2 separate regions of the Homo sapiens genome follow, and region 1 is linked to region 2. A link is a loop called in an ENCODE intact Hi-C map of the cell type or tissue named here. Cell type or tissue: CD4-positive, alpha-beta T cell. All regions are shown on one strand. Links, peaks and the distances in the headings refer to the core of each region. The heading gives the core; the rest is flanking DNA.

Evidence for each region. Hi-C counts contacts between places; a loop is a spot of excess contacts. Peaks named below come from ENCODE experiments on the same cell type or tissue, not always from the same donor. Only the 100,000 strongest peaks of a DNase experiment are listed, where the experiment ranks them.
Region 1: a loop joins it to region 2, with 2.4 times the contacts of the local background. A loop is called at or near these places in 18 of 110 quality-filtered maps.

The regions. Positions count from the first base shown.
Region 1 is chr2:108,710,165-108,715,546 of GRCh38, reverse strand. It overlaps the pseudogene RPL10P5. Among named protein-coding and RNA genes, the nearest start is that of RANBP2, 6.6 kb to the left of the region's middle. In CD4-positive, alpha-beta T cell, for the core only: no CTCF peak of the experiment used is centred there; no DNase peak of the experiment used is centred there.
Region 2 is chr2:108,591,651-108,597,032 of GRCh38, reverse strand. The region is part of intron 1 of LIMS1 (LIM zinc finger domain containing 1); the gene reads right to left. Among named protein-coding and RNA genes, the nearest start is that of LIMS1, 60 kb to the right of the region's middle. RefSeq lists silencers at 2,587-2,636, 2,657-2,746 and an enhancer at 1,938-3,137. In CD4-positive, alpha-beta T cell, for the core only: no CTCF peak of the experiment used is centred there; a DNase peak (open chromatin) is centred at 2,702.

The sequences.
Region 1 (5,382 bases), core at 299-5,298, 120 kb before region 2:
AAGTTTATGCCCACCCTGTGTCAAACAAATCTTTCTGCATCATTTTTCTTTTTTGAGACAGAGTCTCACACTGCCACCCAGGCTGGAGTACAGTGGCAAGATCTCAGCTCACTGCAACCTCCTGTGGCAGGCCAGGTCTCACTAATGCAGACTTTCATAACAACTGTTTCAGTAATTACTGAATGAAGTTAAATACTAAAAGCCAGTGCCCTTATACAAAGGCTGGGATGTAACAAAAGGCCATCAAAACTTTTGCCTAGGCCTGTCCTGGGCCTTAAAGCATGACACAATAATGAAGGAATTTTTTTTTTTTTTTGAGATGGAGTCTTCCTCTGTCACCCAGGCTAGAGTGTAGCAGCAGGATCTTGGCTCGCTGCAACCTCTGCCTCCCAGGTTCAAGTGATTCTCCTGCCTCAGCCTCCTGAGTAGCTGGGATTACAGGCATGCATGACCACGCCCGGCTAATTTTTGTATTTTTAGTAGAGATGGGCTTTCACCATGTTGGCCAGGCTGGTCTCGATCTCTTGACCTCGTGATCCACCCACCTTAGCTTCCCAAAGTGTTTGGATTACAGGCATGAGCCACCGCACCCAGCCCATAACGAAGGAGTTCTCAACAGGACCCATTTAGGATTAAACCAGTTTTATTGCGGGTCTGAAGAAACTCCCCAGGTCTCCACAGACAAGTTTATTGGGGGTCTGAAAGAACTCCCCAAACCTCTGTGACTTAGCGGGAGGCAAGATAAGGGTAATCACCCCGGCACCGAGGGGGAGCTTGCAGTGAGCTGAGATTGCGCCATTGAACCCCAGCCTGGGGGACAGAGTGAGACTCCGTCTCAAAAAAAAAAAAATCACCCCAACATCTAGACCAATTAGATTAAGTAAATTTACTGAGGCTCCAGAGGGAGGTCTTCAGGACTCAGACCTTAGTTATATATTAAAAGAAGTTAATCACTTACGTCTTTAGATGAATGCACACTTACACGTAGACATATAACTTAGAAGGTAGATAAGCTCTGGAAAACTTTGTAATTTTGAGTTGGTCTGGCGATAATTTCCAGGCCTTCTTGCTGTAACTGGTTGCAGAAATAAAAACTCTCTTCCTCCCGAGTTCATCTGCATCTTGTTATTGGGCCATGAGAAATAGCAGCCCGACCCTCAGTTTGGTTGGGGAACACTCCGTCTCCCAGGTTCAAATGATTCTCCTGCCTTAGCCTCCCTAGTAGCTGGGATTACAGGTGTGTGCCACCACGCCCAGCTAAATTTTTTTTTATTTTTAGTAGAAATGGGGTTTCACCATGTTGGCCAGGCTGGTCTCGAACTCCTGACCTTAAATGATCTGCCCGCCTCAGCCTCCCAAAGTGCTGGGATAACAGGCATGAGCCACCACGCCAGCCTCAGCACCAGTTTTCCAACAGCATGTACTCACTTCATGTCTCTGTATCACATTTTGGTAATTCTCACAATATTTCAAATTTTTTCATTATTATAATATCTGTTATATTGATCTGTGATCAGTGATCTTTGATGTTACTTATTGTAATTGTTTTGGGGTACCGCAAGCCATGCTCATACAAGACAGCAAACTTAATTGATGAATGTGTCTGTTCTATCTGACTGCTTCACTGACCCACCATTCCCAGTCTCTCTCCCTCTTCTCGGAGTTCCCTGTTCACCTAGAGACAACAATACTGAAATTAGGCACCTTAATAATCCTACAAGGGCTTCTAAGTGTTCACATGAAAGGAAGAGTTGCATGTCTCTCACTTTAAATCAAAGCTAGAAATGATTAAGCTTAGTGAGGAAGGCATATCAAAAACCAAGATAAGCCAAAAGCTAGGCCATTTGTCCAGAAAAATGATTCCTTTCAAATTCTGCTGCTCATTGACAATGCACCTAGTCACTCAAGAGCTCTGATGGAGATGTACAAGTAGATTAATGTTTTCCTGCCAGCTAACACAATGTCCATTCTGCAGCCCATGGATCATGGAGCAATCTTGACTTTTTTTTTTTTTTCTTTTTTTTTTTTTTTTGAGACGGAGTCTCGCTCTGTCGCCCAGGCCGGACTGCGGACTGCAGTGGCGCAATCTCTGCTCACTGCAAGCTCCGCTTCCCGGGTTCACGCCATTCTCCTGCCTCAGCCTCCCCAGTAGCTGGGACTACAGGCGCCCGCCACCGCGCCCGGCTAATTTTTTGTATTTTTAGTAGAGACGGGGTTTCACCTTGTTAGCCAGGATGGTCTCGATCTCCTGACCTCATGATCCACCCGCCTCGGCCTCCCAAAGTGCTGGGATTACAGGCGTGAGCCACCGCGCCCGGCCGCAATCTTGACTTTTAAGTTTTTTTTTTTTTTTTTTTTTTGAGATGGAGTTTCGCTCTTGTCGACCAGCTGGAGTGCAGTGGCGCAATTTTGGCTCACTGCAACCTCCACCTCCCAGGTTCAAGCGATTCTCCTGCCTCAGCCTCCCGAGTAGCTGGGATTACAGGCGCTCGCCACCACGCCCAGCTAAGTTTTGTATTTTTTTTAGTGGAGATGGGGTTTCACCGTGTTGGGCAGGCTGGTCTCAAACTCCTGACCTCCGGTTTAAGTTTTAAGAAATGCATTGCTCTTTCTCTTAAGCGCGCCGCTGAAGATCCTGGTATCGCCATGGGCCGCCGCCCCGTCCGTTGTTACCGGTATTGTAAGAACAAGCCGTACCCAAAGCCTCAGTTCTGCCGAGGTGTCCCTGATACCATCATTCTCATCTTTGACCTGGGGCAGAAGAAGGCAAAAGTGGATGAGTTTCCACTCTGTGGCCACATGGTGACAGGTGAATATGGGCGGCTCTCCTCTGAAGCCCTGGAGGCTGCTTGAATTTGTGCCAATAAGTACATGGTAAAAAGTTGTGGCAAAGACGGCTTTCATATCCGAGTGCAGCTCCACCCCTTCCATGTCATCTTCATCAACAAGATGTTGTCCTGTGCTGGGGCTGACAGGCTCCGCGTATGCGAAGTGCCTTTGGAAAGCCCCCGGGCACTGTTTCCAGGGTTCACATTCGCCAAGTTATCATGTCCATCCGCACCAAGCTGCAGAACAAGGAGCAGGCGATTGAAGCCCTGCATAGGGCCAAGTTCCAGTTCCCTGGCGGACAGAAGATCCACATCTCAAAGAAGTGGGGGCATCATCAAGTTCAATGCGGATGAATTTGAAGACATGGTGGCTGAGAAGCAGCTCATCCCAGATGGCTGTGGGGTCAAGTACATCCCTAGTCGTGGTCCTCTGGGCAAGTGGCAGGCCCTGCACTCATGAGGGCTTCCACTGTGGTGCCCCCTCTTAATACTCACCAATAAATCCTCCTTCCTGTCCACCTTAAAATTTTTTTTTTAAATGCATTTAGTAATGTTACAGCTGCCATAGATAGGGATTCCTCTGATGGATCTGATCAAAGTAAATCTGGAAAAGATTCACCATTCTAGGCGGCATTTAAAACATTCATGAATAGGCCAGGCCCGGTGGCTCATGCCTGTAATCCCAGCATTTTGGGAGGCTGAGGCAGGCGGATCACCTGAGGTCAGGAGTTCAAGACCAGTCTGACCAACATGGTGAAACCCTGTCTCTACTGAAAATACAAAAATTAGTCGGGCATGGTGGCGTTCACCTGTAATCTCAGCTACTCAGGAGGGTGAGGCAGGAAAATCGCATGAACCCGGGAGGAAGAGGTTGCAGTGAGCTTAGATCACGCCACTGCACTGCAGCTTGGGTGACAGCAGGCACGCACCACCATGCCCAGCTAATTTTTGTATTTTTAGTAGAGACGGAGTTTCACCATGGTGGCCAGGCTGGTCTCAAACTCCTGACCTCAGGTGATCCACCCACCTCAGCCTCCCAAAGTGCTGGGATTACAGGCATGAGCTACTGCACCTGCCCTATGTTTTGGTTATTAATCCCTTGTCAGATAGATAGTTTGCAGATAATTTCTCCCCTTCTGTGGGCTGTCCCTTCACTTTGTTGATTTTTTTCCCTTGGGGTGCAGGAGCTTTTTAACTTAATGTGATCCCATTTGTCCATTTTTGCTTTGCTTGCCTGTGCTTTTGAGGTATTACTCAGGAAATCTTTGCCCAGACGAATGTCCTGAAGAGTTCTCCCAATATTTTCTTGTAGTAATTTCATAGTTTGAGGTCTTAATTTTAAGTGTTTAATCCATTTTGATTTGATTTTTGTATATGGTTAGAGAGAAGTCTAGTTTCTTTCTTTTGCGTATGGATATTCAGCTTTCCCAGCACCATTTATTGAAGAGACCGTCCTTTCCCCAATGTATATTCTTGACACCATTGTTATAACGGGTCCACTCTACTGTGTGGATTTGTTTCTGGGTTTTCTGTTCTGTTCTAGTGGTCTATGCATCTGTTTTTATGCCAGTACCATGCTGTTCAATTACTATAGCTCTGTAGTATAATTTGAAGTCAGGTAATGTGATTCCTCCAGTTTTGTTCTTTTTGCTCATGATAGCTTTGGCTATTCTGGGTCTTTTGTGGCTTCATATAAATTTTAGGATTATTTTTTCTATTTCTTTGAAGAATGTCATTGGTATTTAATAGGGATTGCATTGAATCTGTAGATTGCTTTGGGTAGCATGGACATTTAAAAAATATTGATTCTTCCAATCCATGAACATGGAATATTCCTCTATTTATTGGTGTCCTCTTCAATTTCTTTCATCAGTATTTTATTGTTTTCATTATAGAGGTCTTTCACCTTTTTGGTTAAGTTAATTCCTAGGTATTTTATTTTATTTGCAGCTATTGTAAATAGGATTATTTTCTTGATTTTTCAGATTTTTTGCTGTTGGCATATAGAAATGCTACTGATTTTTATATGTTTGTTTTTTATCCTCCAATTTTACTGAATTTGTTTTTCAGTTCTAATAGTTTTTTTGGGGGAGCAGGTCATTAGATTTTTAAAATATAAGATCATATCATCTGCGAACAAGAATAATTTGACTTCTTTCCGATTTGAATGCCCTTTGTTTCTTTCTCTTCTCTGATTTCTTTCTCTTCTCTAATTTCTCTAGCTAGGACTTCCAGTACTTGTTGAATAACAGCGGTGAAAGTGGGTATCCTTCTCTTGTTCCAGGTCTTAGAGGAAAGGCTTTCAGTTTTTCTCCATTGAGTATGATACTAGCTGTGGGTCTGTTATATATGGTTTTTATTATGTTGAAGTATGTTCTGTCTATACGCAGTTTTTTGAGAGTTTTTTTTTTAATCACAAAATACATTGATTTTCCCATCTCAGCCTCCTGAGTAGCTGGGACTACAGGGGCATGCCACCACACTTGATTAATTTTTTATTTTTAGTGGAGGTGGAGTCTTGCTATATTGGCCAGACTGGTTTCAAACTGTTGGC
Region 2 (5,382 bases), core at 267-5,266:
GGAGGCTGAGGCAGGAGAATCGTTTGAACCCAGGAGGCAGAAGTTGCAGTGAGCCAAGATCATGCCACTGCACCTCAGCAACAGAGCAAGACTCAAAAAAAAAAAAAAAAAAAAAAACAGATGTTTCGTAGGGAAATTAATGAACCATCCCAAGTACTTCAAGTTCCTATTTCCTCAACATGCCCCCCTCCTTTTTATTTTTATTTTTTTTTGAGACGGAGTTTTGCTCTTGTTGTCCAGGCTGTGCAATGGCGTGATCTCGGTTCACAGCAACCTCTGCCTCCCAGGTTCAAGCGATTCTCCTGCTTCAGCCTCCTGAGTAGCTGGGATTACAGGCATGCACCACCACGCCTGGCTAATTTTGTATTTTTAGTTGAGATGAGGTTTCTCCATGTTGATCAGGCTGGTCTCAAACTCCTGACCTCAGGTGATCTGCCCATCTTGGCCTCCCAAAGTGCTAGGATTACAGGCGTGTGCCATGCCCGGCCAACATGCCCTTTCTTTACATACATCCCTAATGGGGAAAGTAAAATCTGAGACCTAACTGAATTCCATTGATCTGTTCTGTAAATCATTTTACATTTATGTTAATCTTCCAAAAAGTGTGCTCCCATTTTCCTCACCTCTTATTTTTAAAATGTTATCATATATAACACCAGACTCCTGAGCCACCCTCTGGCTTTTCTGCCCCTTCCACAGCTACAGCTCATCTTCCACGGACCCTTTCATTTCCTCCTTTGGAAATTAAAGACAGCACATGCTCATTTATCTCACACTCTTTTGTAAGAATTACAAATTAACTCGTATTAATACTAAGAGTATTAATTATCGCTAATTAGAAATAAGCTGAGAAAGATAAAGTACTATACAAATGTTGGCCGCTGAATGGCTACAGGGACACATGAAGTCAAAACAGTATCAGGTCTTTCTATGTCTGCGGCAGAATGCCAAAGCCCTGACACACATCCTTTTAGCAGCTTTAAGTCACTTCTGCAAGTGAATACTAGGAGATCGTCCCTTACTCCTGATCTTTGCTCTCAGGGGGCCACTTCAGCATAAGCCTTCCACCCTCCACAGATAACCTCAGGTTCTCCTCAAGCCTCTAGATCTTATTTCACATTTTATCATAGGTGCAACTTCTTGTGTACTTAACACTGTTGAACTGTTGAGTTTAAAAATGATTAAGGTGGTAGATTTTATGTGTTTTTTACCACAATAAAAAAAAGAGGCTCCAAACGAGCTGCAAAATGAGGGCCCTAAAAGATTATAAAGGACTCTAATTCTAATGTTTTTCATTTTTCAGATGAAGGAACAGAATGAAAGTCCCACAGTTGAGAGCCAAGAACAGGACCTGGGGGGTACACTGATTCCTAGTACACAGTTGACTACAGAACAACAACAACAACAACAAAATAAACCAAGTACAATGGGAAAAACTGAAGAAAATAGTTAAGTGGGACAAAGGCAACAAAGTAGGCAGAATCACAAGAAGAAAGAAGACCAAGGGAAAATTTCAAGAACATTTTTTAAAGTAAGAAAGCATGGAAGAAATGACTGAATATTATAAATATAGGATGGTCCCTGTTTTGCTGGAATAGCAGTCTGAAACCATCATTTATCTTGGTCTGGGTGGAGCTGAGGTCTGGGAATTCCCATATAAGGTAGTTTGTTCATGCTTACTTCCTCAAGCACACATTACACCTCCTCATCTGAAAAAGGCACTGGAAGAAAAGATTCTTTGGGAATGACATCCACACATACATTAAAGGCTGTGGTTTCCACTCCTAATGGTTAGTAGATTTGCCAAGACACAGCATCCTCGCAACCCCCACCCAAATACGGTTCAGCATCTAGCAGTCAACACCACAGGGCCTTCCTGTGGTCACGACTGGCAGTGGTGATAAAGGTCGGTATGACCTTACTGCTCTCCATAAATAGCCCTTCAGTCAGTAATGTCCTTGCATGATATGGTCACATTCTTTCAAGAGCAGCCCTGCTTTTATGTATGGTACCTTCCTTCCACAGAGCTTTCCATCTCAGGTGAAGCTGCTTTCTTGCCCCACCATAATTCCTCTCAATGACTTCAAAGCAGGGCCTCTACATTCGATTTTTTTTTAGGATGAGTCTGTCTACCTTTTTTTTAGAGCTATGCTGTCTACTTTGGTAGCCAGTAGTCACATGTAGCAACTTGAAATGTGGCTAGTCTGAATTCAGATGGACTTTAAAGTACCCACTGAATTCTCCTGGTAACTTTAAAATGCTGATGACATGATATGTATATAGCTTGGACATGATGACAGTTTGATATACTGGGTTAAATTAAACATATTATTAAAATTAATCTTCCCTATCTCTTTTTTCCTGTTTTAAATGGCTACTAGAAAATCTTAAAACTACACATGCTGCTTACATTGTATTTCTACAGGATAGCACCATTCTAGATAGTATAATAAGCCCTGCTTATTGAATACGCTCAGTAGAAAGAAACCCTGGAATCCTTTCATTTCAAACGATCTCCTGTCGGCCAGCCAACTTTCTTCATTTGCAGGTGAGATTCTTCATCTGTAATGTAGACAAAATAAACCCCCCTCACAGACTGGTAAGGACTGAGAACACAAAGAAAGCATTTTAAGCGTTCAGCAACACTAAATGTGTTCTCAGTAAATGTCACTTCCCTTTCTGTGGGTGCATTCAGTAGCTGGTTTAGTCATCTTGGGGTTAGTCATGGAACGTCTGGATTCCAACCCTCTTTGTTCCTTTTTCTCCACTCTAATCACTTCCACAGAATTCACCATAACTTAGAGGGCAGGGGTCTGTGGTGAACTTTCTAAGCAAAAGCTACCCCTTCCCCACAGCTGAATTTTTTACTCCTACCACTTGTCGACCATATCCTTCCCACCTCTTCTCTGCTGGTGCATTCATTAATAAATTATTAAAATTAATCTCAAAATTCTGGCTGCTGCTCATTTTCTCCTTTGGGCTGTTACCAGTAGCTCACTGCTATTGTCTGAATTTAAAGGGAGCTTTGTTACTATTCTAGCTATTTCATGTGTGAACACTTCCTTCCCCTCAAGTGCATGGATATCCTTTACTTACCACTAGGGTCTCACCAGATATGTAATGACTGAAGGATTCTACAATGGTCCTAGAAATAAGTAAAATAAAACTGAATGTTGACTTTTAATTACTGACCAGGCCAATCAGGATTACAGGAATGAAAAGTACCTTTTATGACTAAGAAATCACATCTGACTTGGCAGTCTGGTGTTATTTCTGGCTGGTTTATCTGTGGAAAATTCACTTTATGATTTCTTCCCAGCTGTTGCTAGCAGTGTGCTAGGCTGGCAGCCCTAAGAGTTGAATCATCCCCATGGATGATACTATTTTCTCCTTCCCCACCCAACCTTTCCCAGATACTTGGCATTTTTTAGTATTATACAGGTGCTAATTGTTCTGAAAGTCTGGCTTAAATTAAAGTTTATTGTAAATTGACGTAATCTAGCATCTGGATATCATTCTGTGTCTATGTCCCTTTTCACAAAGACAGCAACTCCAGGTCTGGGTAGGCTTGAGAGTGGGGATGGAGAAGTAACTCCGGCAAGACCTTTTCCCCAGCATTCCTTTATAGAAGGCAGGCGGTGAGAAGGAAAGAATTAGTGAGGGAAAGAAAAGGCAATCGAAGGGGAGAAGATTTAAGAAAGAAAAAAGCAAAAGAAAGAGAAGAATGGCTTTTTTCACAGTAGAAGTCACACAGTGGGAGGCTTGGATAAGGTTTAGATATGTTTGGAAGTAGAGAAAAACCATGAGACTATCAGGCACTAAAGTGAATTTAGTTGCTTTCAAACCCTGAACTCTAGTAATTCTGGATCTTAAAGGAGATATGCATAAATGATGCAGAGTAAACTAAAAAACAAAAGCAGAGAATGATTGGAAGTCCCTCAAAAAGCTAAACATAGAATTACCACATGACCCAGCAATTCCAGTTCTGGGTATATATCCAAAAGAATTGAAAACAAGGATGCAAACAGGTATGTGTACACCCATGTTTACAGCAGCATTATTCACAATATCCAAGGTATGGAAACAACCCAAGTGTCCTCCACAACTGAATGTTATATACATTTTACTATTAATACAATAAAAAGGGGAACATTTGTTGTTCACCTAGATCCCACCAAATATCAAGCTAGGATCCTTTTACATACACTACTCACAGATTAAATACTATTGCCATTTACAGATGAGGAATCTGCAACTCAGATATTAAATAATTTGTTCAAAATCACACAAATGGCAGAAGTAAAATTTAAACCCAAGGTCTTTCAACTTACACCACAGTATTTCAAGGATAAATAGGCTCAATGAATAAAGAACAAGTGAGAAAAGTATACGCTCCTTATGGTCTGAAACTGTTAAATAAGTGACAAGAAAGACCATAAACAGCTGAACCCGAAGAACTTGGTAGTCTAAATGTCTTCCCAGGCTGCAAACAAACTTTCTTTCAGCATAGCACATTTTAAAGCCCTATAAGGGAATCTCTGCCTGTTCTCCACACACCCCCCTCCCACACACAAAAATTGGTATAAGTTATTTTTCAATTTTTTTAGATTCTGTATTATATGTCCCATCTGGGCTGATAAAGTATCCTTTTCTCCCAACAATATTATCATACATTTGTGGCAACATTTGGGGTATAAAATACCTCCCCACCTGCCACTTCACTTATTTTAATCAAGCACTCTACAGGACATCAACATTTCATCCTGTAACTGTTCTGACAAACTGCGCCTCAGAAGTGACACACCGACTCAGAGCTAAAACACTGCTCCTGTATACCTCCTTCTCCTGGAACTAATGGGTCAATCAACATATGGCTAACTTTTGGGCAAGACCCAATTTAAAATCACTGTAAGTCCCCGCATGAAAAAAACAAAACTAGGCTGGGCGTGGTGGCTCACACCTGTAATCCAAGCACTTTGGGAGGCCGAGGCACGTGGATCACCTGAGGTCAGGAGTTCGAGACCAGCCTGGCCAATATGGTGAAACTTCGTCTCTACCAAAGATACAAAAATTAGCCGGGCATGGTGGTGCGTGCCTGTAATTCCAGCTACTTGGGAGGCTGAGACAGAAGAATCACTTGAACCTGGGAGGCGGAGGTTGCAGTGAGCTGTGATCATGCCACTGCACTCCAGCCTGGATGACAGGGCGAGACTCTGTCTCAAAAAAAAAAACAAAAAAAAAAACTAAAAACATTTTTAAAAGTTCCCTTAAAAGGCCAAGCATGGTGGCTCAAGTCTGTAATCTCAGCATGTTGAGAGGCCAAGGCAGGAAGATCTCTTGAGGCCAGGAGTTCAAGACAAGCCTGGGCAACACAGTGAGACT